2 separate regions of the Homo sapiens genome follow, and region 2 is linked to region 1. A link is a contact called in ENCODE Hi-C data. All regions are on one chromosome and are shown on one strand. The core of a region is the stretch at or near the end of the contact, and the rest is flanking DNA. Distances in the headings are between cores, read along the strand shown. Region 1 holds the start of CTRB1 (chymotrypsinogen B1). Region 2 has its middle 26 kb from the start of GABARAPL2.

What was found. Hi-C counts contacts between places; a loop is a spot of excess contacts on that map. Pooled maps may share reads with other maps.
Region 2: a loop to region 1 is called in a pooled map, with 4 times the contacts of the local background. The contact joins two enhancer-like sites. A Hi-C loop is called at or near these places in 2 of 50 pooled maps.

Annotation. Positions count from the first base shown.
Region 1 is chr16:75,218,482-75,223,983 of GRCh38, reverse strand. It overlaps CTRB1 (chymotrypsinogen B1), which reads right to left and starts at 4,996. Exons shown (of 7, transcript NM_001906.6): 1 at 4,925-4,996; 2 at 1,113-1,216; 3 at 936-1,015; 4 at 765-843; 5 at 356-536. The coding sequence starts at 4,976. RefSeq lists an enhancer at 5,379-5,458. Within about 2 kb of position 1,568, at least 4 of the 41 ENCODE cell types and tissues checked have a DNase peak (open chromatin) inside an H3K27ac peak, as active enhancers do.
Region 2 is chr16:75,589,872-75,595,105 of GRCh38, reverse strand. No RefSeq gene overlaps it. Among named protein-coding and RNA genes, the nearest start is that of GABARAPL2, 26 kb to the right of the region's middle. RefSeq lists enhancers at 19-1,015, 1,016-2,013. Within about 2 kb of position 3,810, at least 17 of the 41 ENCODE cell types and tissues checked have a DNase peak (open chromatin) inside an H3K27ac peak, as active enhancers do.

The DNA.
Region 1 (5,502 bases), core at 319-2,818:
ACACGCCTGCCCTACCCTGCACCATCACCACGATGTTGGGTACGGCCCCTGGAGCCTCAGAAGCGCCTGTGGGACAAGGGGGCCTCGGCCCTGCCCGGGTGGGAGCCCCACGCTGCGACTCCAGGCAGGTCAGCCAGGGCAGGGCTCACCCGGCCGGGCGCTGCTCAGAAGCTCCCTGTGCAGGCTCCTCATGATCCGACCTGGATTTTATTTGCATTTGGGGGATTTTAAATTCAGAAGATTTTCAATAACGAACGGGCAGTTAGGAGCGTGTTGGAATTTAGAGCCAAACGGTCACGGGGGGACTCCACGGCCAGGCAGCCCAGACCCCAGAGGCAGCCCCGCGGCCCCTCACCGTTGTACTTGGTCTTGCCCCAGCCTGTGGTGGCACACAGTGTCCCCGCGGGGAAGTCGTCGTCGGCGCTGGGCAGGCACACGGCGGACACTGTCTGGGAGAAGCGGGCAGGTGTGGCCAGCTTCAGCAGGGTGATGTCATTGTTCACGGTCAGAATGCTGAACTTGGGGTTCTTGAAGACCTGGGGGTGGGGGCCAGAGTGCCGGGGTGAGGCCCTGGGAGGAGGCAGGACCTGCAGGCTTCGAGGACAGACTCCTTCCCTGGTGCCCGTTAAGGAGCAGTCCATCCCCAGGGCCGGAATGGGAATCTCGAGGCCGGCCCGGCCCCACTGGGCGCCTGTCCCTGAAGCAGCCGAGGGGTCTCCCCCCGTGCCCACGGCCCTGCCCTCTGCTGCACGGGGCCTGGGTACCTTGGCGATCTTCAGGACCTGGATGTTCTCCTCGTCAGAGCCCTGGTCAAACTCCCCAGCCACGACCACGTCGGAGGTCCTGGGCAGAGCGTTGTGGGTGAGAGAACATGCCCTGCTCCCCTCCCACCCGACCGGTGCTGGAAGCGGAGCCCAAGGCTGCCCGGTCCTCACCTGACCCCGCAGTGGGCAGCGGTGACCACCCAGTCCTCGCTGATGAGGGAGCCCCCGCAGAAGTGGAAGCCGGTTTTGTCCTGTGAGCAAGATGGGGAGGGTCAGCACCTCCCACCCGGGGGCACCCCCAGCCTGGCCCCTACCCAGGGTGCCCCCCACCTTGCAGAACCCCCTCACCTGCAGGGACACCTGCCAGGGCCAGGAGCCGGGGACGGCGTCCTCCCCATTCACGATCCTGGACAGGCCGCTGAGCACAGGGTGGATGGCGGGGACCCCGCAGCCTGGGGGGGAGTGGGGTGAATAAGGGCTGAGGCCCCAAACCCACCTGGGCCTCACCTGCCTGCGTGCAGCTCTCCCGGTTCTACCCCAGTCCACTGAAGCCAGCTCAGGACCTCCCTGGCACATGCCGCCTCCGCCTCCCTGGTCCCCAAGTCTCTAGGCTCAAACGTTCCCAACTCTCGGCCTGCTGGCTCCAGTCATCCTTCCAGGATGCAGAGCGTCATGTCTCCTCCTACCTGGGGCCTGTCCAGCCTGAAGAAGCAGAAAACAGGCCGGGCTGTAAGACTGCCTGGGCTCAGCCTCGAGGACACACTTTCCTTGCCGTGTGACCCTAGACCGGGCAGGGCAGCACTCAGGCCTTGGTGTCCTCAGCTATAAAAAGGGCAGCAGAACCACGTGAGCTCCACTGGCCCACGTGCCTTTGTTAGACTGGTGGCGAGAGGGGAAGTGGGAAGAAAATCTGATAACCCCAAGTCCACCAGGAATCTGGGGCTCTGACAATTTGCAGACGGGAGAGTGAAATGGCACCGTGGACCCTGGGTGGGCAGGTTGAATTCCACAATTTCAGGAAACATTGTGTAAAGTTTGGGTTTCTCTTTTTTTTTTTTCCAGTTAGGGTCTTGCTCTGTCACCCTGGCTGGAGTGCCGTGGTGTCATCATGGCCCACTGCAACCTCAAATTCCTTTTTTTTTTTTTTTTTTTTTTCTTTTTGAGACAGTCTTGCTCTGTTGCCCAGGCTGGAGTACAGTGGCACAATCTTGGCTCACTGCAAGCTCCGCCTCCTGGGTTCACGCCATTCTCCTGCCTCAGCCTCCCGAGTAGCTGGGACTACAGGTGCCCGCCACCAAGCCCAGCTAATTTTTGTATTTTTAGTAGAGACGGGGTTTCACCGTGTTAGCCAGGATGGTCTCGATCTCCTGACCTTGTGATCCACCCGCCTCGGCCTCCCAAAGTGCTGGGATTACAGGCGTGAGCCACCGTGCCCAGCCTTGCAACCTCAAATTCCCGGGCTGAAGCAATCCTATTGCCTTGATCTCCCAACATGCTGAGATCACAGGCATGAGCCCCCATATATCCGGTCTTGGTTTCTTATTTAATAAAACTGGACTTTGGCCAGCACAGTGGCTCACGCCTGTAATCCTAACACTTTGAGAGGCCAAGCGGGGTGGATCACCTGAGGTTGGGAATTTAAGACCAGCCTGGCCAACATAGTAAAACCCCATCTCTACTAAAAATACAAAAATTAGCCGGGCATGGTGGCACAGGCCTACAATCCCAGCTACTTGGGAGGCTGAGGCAGGAGAATCGCTTGAACCTGGGGGACAGAGGTTGCAGTAAGCTGAGATCGTGCCACTGCACTCCAGCCTGGGTGACAGAGCCAAACTCCATCTCAAGAAAAAATCAAAACAAACACAGCTGGACTTTACTTCCACACCATAAAATGGCACATTGGAAGCAGAAAACAAAACAATGAAAATAGTCAGGTGTTCCACACACGCCCACCATGCCTCTGCTATGTCAGGACCAGATTCTCGACTCCTGTGCGCGGGCCAACCCAACAAACTGGGCTTTACATTTGAGCACACCCGCGTCCCTCAGACCAGCTGTCCCCTTCTGGGGTCATATTCGCCTGCTTACAAGGCAGCCCCTGCGTCTCCTGCCCACAGGAACACAGGCAGGCAAGGTGCCTCCCTGACGTTTCAGAGCATCAAAAACTGGTATTGTAATAGCAAAAAAATGAGAAAGAGCACGTTGGAAGGCCGAGGCAGGTGGATCACAAGGTCAGGAGTTCAAGACCAGCCTGGCCAATATGATGAAACCCTGTCTCTACTAAAAATACAAAAATTAGCTGGGGTGGTGGCTCATGCCTGTAGTTCCAGCTACTCAGGAGGCTGAGGCAGGAGAAATGCTTGAACCTGGGAGGTGGAGGTTGCAGTGAGCCGAAATCATGCCACTGCACTCCAGCCAGGGCGACAAGTGTGAAACTCCATCTAAAAAAATAAATAAATAAATAAGAGAACTAGATGGTGGCATACTCACACAACAGAGCACGCATTATAAAAATGCAGGTGAATGAGCTGAAACTCCACGTCAACATGCAGGAAGTGAGAAGATTTGAGTAGGGAAAAAGCACATTGTTGTAGAATGGAGGTAGAATGGAGTATTAGTTACATCAGCCAGGCACAGTGGCTCACACCTGTAATCCAGCACCCTGGGAGGTTGAGGTGAGCAGATCACTCGAGCACAGGATTTCGAGACCAGCCTGGACAACATAATAAGACCCCAGGTCGGGCATGGGGGCTCACGCCTGTAATCCCATCACTTTGGGAGGCTGAGGTGGGCGGATCACTGGAGGTTAGGAGTTCAAGACCAGCCTGACCAATATGGTGAAACCCCATCTCTATTAAAAATACAAAAATTAGCCAGGTGTGGTGATGCATGCCTGTAATCCCAGCTACTCAGTAGGCTGAGGCAGGAGAAATGCTTGAACCCAGGAGGCGGAGGTTGCAGTGAGCCAAGATCACGCCACTGCACTCCAGCCTGGGTGACAAGAGTGAAACTCTGTCTCAAAGAAAAGAAAAAAAAATAACAAAAAAAACCTCCATCTCTACAAAACAAAACAAGTTTTTAAACTTAGCGTGCCTGTAGCGCCAGCTACTCGGGAGGCTATAGTGGGAGGATCACTCGAGCCCTTGAGTTTGAGGCTGCAAACTCACACTACTGCACTCCAGCCTGGGTGACAGAGTGAGACCCTGTCTCAAAACCAAAACCAAAACCAAAACCAAAAACAGGATAGAATACCGTTCCATTGATGTAACCTTTTTGAAACCTTATGTATAGATGTATAAAAATATGTAGTACAATTGTATAAGCTCACACTGCAATTATTCATAGAAAGTTCAGAATCAAGCTCACATTCCAGAGAGGGAAGGAGGGAGAAAAGGGAAGCCTGAGTACAATCTGTTTTAGAAATATCTGAAGCAAATGTGCAAAAAGATTTGCTGAATTCTGACAGTAGATACAAGGATGTCATATTCTTTTCTGTATTTTCTTTTACTATTTCTCTTTTAAAAAATAGAAAACACGGCTGGGCACAGTAGCTCATGCCTGTAATCCCAGCACTTTGGGAGGCCGAGGCGGGGGCATCACCTGAGGTCAGGAGTTCAAGACCAGCCTGGCCAACGTGGTGAAAGCCCGTCTCTACTAAAAATTAGCCAGGGTTGGTGGTCCATGCCTGTAGTCCCAGCTGCTCGGGAAGCTGAGGCAGGAAGATCATTTGAACCCAGGAGATGGAGGTTGCAGTAAGTGGAGATTGCACCATTGCACTCCAGCCTCGGCAATAGGAGTGAAATTCTGTCTCGAAAAAAAAAAAAGAAAGAAAGGAAGAAAATGCTTGACAAGTACCCAGCACAATAAAAACCCCGGTGGAGGCCTTGGGAGGTCTCCTGGGGCCACACCTTACCCTGCACAAGGCACCCCCACCCCAGCCACTTCTGGAGCCTCAGACCATGGCAGAGACCAGCATCGTCCTTCCCACTCCTGGAGCAGGTTGTGTGGGCTCAGAAAGCCCCAGAATGCACCCTCTCCTGAGCCCTCAGGTTACCTGTGCTGGGGATGAGGCCCCAGGGGGCAGAGCAGGGGACTCAGATCCCCCTCTCAGCCAGGCTCAGGGCTCCCTCAGGACAGACCCCTCGGGCACCAGCACTCACCAAAGGCGGCCCCCACAAGGGAGAAGCAGGAGAGGAGCCAGAGGGAAGCCATGCCGCTGCCTCAGAAGGTGTGGGGCCTGCCAGCTGCGGGGCCCCTTTTACCACCTTGGGGGGGCAGGGAGCCCAGCCCCCCCCGCTCCCCCAGCCAGGGAGGCCTGAGCCCACCCTCCCTGTTACCCAGGGACCTTGGGCAATAAGTGGAGACAGAGCCCCGCCTGGCTCTCTACCAGACAACCCCAGTCCCTGGGAAAGGGGCAGCTGCGCTGACATCACCGGTCAGCCTTGGGGACATGATCCCACAGAGCCAGCTGTGAGCTGCAGTATCCCTGCCAGGAGACGGCACCAGGCTCTTCTGTTCCCAGAGGGGAAGTGGAGGCAGTTCCACCCCAGGGCTCGTGGAGGACCAGCTGCTGTCATGGAACCAGGTCTCCGGGAACTCAGGCTCTCAGTGAAGGGTGTTTCCGCCTAACACTGTCCTAGAAGCAAAGGGTGACTCAGGGCATCGTGGATTCTCCAGAGTGTCACTGCAAGTCACCAGTGAAGCCAAGCCACTTCTGACTGTGGCGAGGGTCTGGGTG
Region 2 (5,234 bases), core at 2,561-5,060, 370 kb before region 1:
TGCCTCGTCCCCGCCAATATTTTTTTCTTTGACCATTTAAAGCAAATCCTAACCATCGTATTTCACCCAACAGAATTAATATCCTTAATATCTAATATGTAGTCTGCTCAGTTTTCCCATGTTGTCTCAAAAATGTATTTTGACTGTTTATTTGTTCAAATTAAGATCTAAATAAGAGCCACACTGTGCATTTGATTGATGGGGTCTTTTGTCTCTTTAAATCTGTAACAGTTACCCTTTTTTCTGTGTTGAAAGGTGGGTTTTTTGTCCTGTAGAATTTCCCACATTTTGTATTTCACTGCTCATTTCCTCCCAGTGTTGTTTAAAGGTTCCTGTCTCCCCAGTATTTCCTAAAAATGTGCAGTTACACAAAGAGCCTTGATTAGATTCAGGTGCGGTTGATCTGACATAAGTACTTCCTGAGTGACTCTGCATCTTTGTTTTGCATCATATGGAGAGGAACGTGACATCTGGTGGTTCCACACGCTGTGACTGAGCAATGGGGTCTGTGGTGTCAGTCTGGTCTTTTCCATTATAAAGTACCCCACTAACCTTCCACCTGATGGTTCTAGCAGCCGTGTCAGGGGTCCCTGAGACCACCCTCATGCTTGATGATTCACAAGATAGATTCACAGAACTCTGAAAAGCTGCTATACACATCATTCCTGTTTATTTTAGTGAAAGGATACAGATTAAAATCAGCAAACGGAGAAGGTGCGTGAGCGAAGTCCAGCAGAAAACAAGCACAAGCTTCCAGTTGTACCCTCAATATGAACCGTGCGTGTTTGATTCTTTGACATGGGAGGGGCCTTGCTCACTCGGTGGAGAGATTGTTCCTCCCAAGGCTAGCCAATTCCTGGAGAGAGTAAATGACTCACCTATGACTGCTCCTTTCATATGTAAACCAACCAATCTGGAGCCCATACCCCAATCTCTCCTTTACAGGACGTCTCATACTCTGAGCCAATATCCCATACTCTGGGATATCCACCTGCCCTAATCACCGCAGGGCCAGGTACCAGAAAGCTAGGGACAGCCCCTAGGCCCCACAGCCTGCTGAAATTATTCGAACTCGCCAGTCTGTTTACTCGGCCTTGCCCCTTCCTTCCCATGGAGATCACAAGGCTCTTACTCCACTTGATCCCATCGTTCCCTCTACCTCCTCACTGACCCTGGGCTTCCAGTGTGGCTCCCTGTGGCGTGCCATGCCCCTTTTGGAATCTGTAAGTACAACAAGCTTTCTTGTCAATGGCAGTCACCTGATCTATTGCCCTCACCATACTTGAATAATAATAAAACCTATATTTTATATTTTTTTATCTTACTTTTTTGGAGACGGGTGTCTTGCTGTGTTGCCCAGGCTAGTCTCGAATGCTTGAGCTCAAATGATCTTCCCACCTTGGCCTTCCATAGTGCTGGGATTACAGGCATGAGCCACCACGTCGGGCCACCTAAAACCTATATTTTAAAACACTCCCCCAGTGGTGTCGCACAGACAGCACTTAATCCTCCCAGCAATGATGTATGGCAGTATGTGCCAGTTGTTGCCAATTATAGAAGCTCGCTGAGCCTTGGATGCTGCTAACGTCGCATGATGCACAGGACAACTGCCCTGTCCCCACCCCCACTCCCCACAAATAATTATCTGGCTCAAAATGTCAGTCATGCTGAGGTTAAGAAACCCTGCTTCTAACAATTGTCTTTTAAGTCACTTGAAATAGTTCCTCTCTAGTTATTGCTCCAAATCTGTACATAATTTTACTTTCAGTTTTTAGGGATACCTTTTAAAAAATTATGTAAAATGTTTGTATGATTCCAAAGTTGAAACTAGTTTTGTTTTGTTTTTTATTTTTTTATTTTATTTTATTTATTTATTTATTTTTTGAGACAGAGTCTTGCTCTGTCACCCAGGCTAGAGTGCAGTGGTGCGATCACGACTCACTGCAAGCTCCGTCTCCTGGGTTCACGCCATTCTCCTGCCTCAGCCTCCTGAGTAGCTGGGACTACAGGCGCCCACCACCATGCCCAGCTAATTTTTTGTATTTTTAGTAGAGACGGTGTTTCACCGTGTTAGCCAGGATGGTCTCGATCTCCTGACCTCATGATCCGCCCGCCTCGGCCTCCCAAAGTGCTGGGATTACAGGCGTGAGCCACTGCGCCCGGCCCCCTTGTTTGTTTTTTAAAAAATAGAGACGGGGTCTCACTATGATGGCCAGATTGGTCTTTAATTCCTGGCCTCAAACGATCCTCCCATCTTGGCCTCCCAGAGTGCTAGGATTACAGGCATGAGCTACCACACCTGGCTAGAACTAGTTTTCTTTGAAGAAAGGTACACTCAGAGAGGTCTTTCATCCTTGTCCCCTCCCTGGTTTTTTCTTCACTCTAGCAGTAGTCATAAATCCATATCATATATACAACAATTTGTATTTTTGCCACTGTATCTTTTGGATAGTCTTAGAAGTGGGATTGTTGGGTCAAAGATTAAATAAACATATAATTTTGCTTGATTTAAATATATCTTCTAAGTTCTGTTTCTAAATACAGTGAATCCAAAGAAAGCAAAGCACAGAACAGCATTACAACCATGCCATTTATATTAAAAAAGCATGAAAGAGGCCGGGCGCAGTGGCTCATGCCTGTAATCCCAGCACTTTGGGAGACTGAGGCAGGCGGATCACCTGAGGTTGGGAGTTCAGGAGCAGCCTGGCCAACATGGAGAAACCTCGTCTCTACTAAAAATTAAAAATTAGCCGGGCGTAGTGGTGCATGCCTATAATCCCAGCTACTCGGGAGGCTGTCAGGAGAATCGCTTGAACCCGAGAGGCGGAGGTTGTGGTGAGCCAAGATCAGGCCATTGCACTCCAGGCTGGGCAACAAGAGCAAAACTCCGTTTCAAAAAAAAAAAAGGCATGAAAGATATGTAACTGTTTAGCTTGTATATACTAAAGTATCTCTGAATCGACTTACAAGAAACCAGTCATCGAACAGGAAAAAGGATGGCTGGGGTCCAAGGAGTGGGAGGGAGACTTTTTACTGAATACCTTTTAAAAAAAATTTTTTTTTTAATTATTATACTTTAAGTTTTAGGGTACATGTGCACATTGTGCAGGTTAGTTACATATGTATACATGTGCCATGCTGGTGCGCTGCACCCACTAACTCGTCATCTAGCATTAGGTATATCTCCCAATGCTATCCCTCCCCCCTCCCCCCACCCCACAACAGGCCCCAGAGTGTGATGTTCCCCTTCCTGTGTCCATGTGTTCTCATTGTTCAGTTCCCACCTATGAGTGAGAATATGCTGTGTTTGGTTTTACCCTTTTAAAATTTTGAACCATGTTAATTATATTTTTTAAATAAATTTTTTAAATGAAATAAAAATTAGTGGAAAAAGATTTCTCTATCTTAAACTGCATTAACACCAGAAAACACGTAGAGGCAATGTTGCATAGGGAAGAGGAACCTCACAAGCTGCTTTAGGCAGCTGAATTCCGCAGAATTACTGTCTTCTGGAATTTGGCTCTTTCAGGGAAGTTTAAACTTTCAGCATTGCTGTTTATTCTGTGCCCATAAGTGGGTTCTAATGTTATGACTGTGTTGCATAATTTGTATTTTCTTCATAATTTTCAAAACTTGGCTTGATTTAAATAATTGTATAGGTTTCATGTAGTCATTTCTGCATAGGGTTAAACGCCTTGTTTTATGGAGTTGATCAGCGCCAAGCATGAGCTCACTGTCTGGGGAAACAAGGCTGCTATGGAGATAATGACCAACCCTGGCTGCCAGTGCCTCTGGTCGGAAGAAATGCAAGCCCTGTCTGATTTGGTAGTGTCTGTGGCTGGGGGAAAGCTGCCTCCACCTGGACCTTGGCAAGACTTTTTGGATTTAAGACAGTGTTCTGAGCAAGCCTTAGCCAAAATTTTCCAGCTCCTAAAACCCACTTCCCTTGCTGGCTAGTTAAATGGCTTAGGACAGTGTTATCTTTTCAACTGCCACTGCCTCCTGAGATGGTGTCTGGGAAAGCCAGAGGAGCTGTTAAAATGAGTCCCACCGCAGCAGAAAAGCTATTGAAACCAGGAGACAGCTTCCAACTGGAAAAATACTTAGTATCTAAGTGCTTACTTTCAAGAGCTCAAGCAGCTCTTCCCATAGGCGGCTATCCCGAAGGAATGGTTGAATACAGAAACAGCCAAGGAGGCAGATATTTTAGACAAAGTACATTTATTTTCCAGAAAGAGTAGTTTTTTTAATACCCCATATTGAAGAATTGTTGACCTTCACATCCTATAAATGTGAATCCTTTTAAACTTAAACGTGTCTGTACTGGGGCTGAGACTGACTTGCTGTAACACCATCCAGATGAATCCAAAACAAATCTTTATACCTATGGTCCAAAAGTGGTAGGAAAATTCTGTAAAGATTTAAGGGCTTCAGGCAAAGTTGTTTGAATTCAATTTTTATTTCTTAAAACTGGGGACCCAAAATGAATCAAAAGGGATAGATGTCAGATGAGTGGTTATTGCCTGATGTGGTGGGGGATGGGGAGCAGGCGGTTGAGTTAGAAAGAGGCACAGGAGCACCCTCTGGGAGATGGAAACATCCTGTGTTTTGATTGGAGCGTTGATTATATTGGTGTAAACATTTGTCGAAATTAAGTCTACACGTTAATGTTCGTGTACTTTACGTAATTATACCTCAAATTTAAAATGCAAAAAAACAAAAACATAGCCCTTATTACTTTGTGTAGTAGAATAAAACTGGGCCTAGATACTCAAGCAATTGTGTCCTAGTACCAGTTCTGCCACTAACTTCTATGTGTATGTGGGGAAAGTATGTAACCTCTACTTATAACTTCTCATCTGTCCTACCAAATTAGATCCTCGCATTTAGGATGCTCAGTTTTTTTCAACTGTTAGGTAGGATTCTCATAAAAATTATTAATTGGATAGATAATACAAAGAGAAATTTTCTCTAGGAAACTGCCCATTGTTGATGTGACTACATATGGCCTCAGTCATGTTGGTGACAAGGGAGGGATGAAAATAACTTTTTTGTTTTTTAGACAGAGTTTCACTCTTGTTGTCCAGGCTGGAGTACACCGGCGTGATCTGGGCTTACCACAACCTCCACCTCCTGGGTTCAAGCGATTCTCCTGCCTCAGCCTCCCGAGTACCTGGGATTACAGGCATGTGCCACCATGCCCGGCTAATTTTGTATTTTTAGTAGAGATGGGG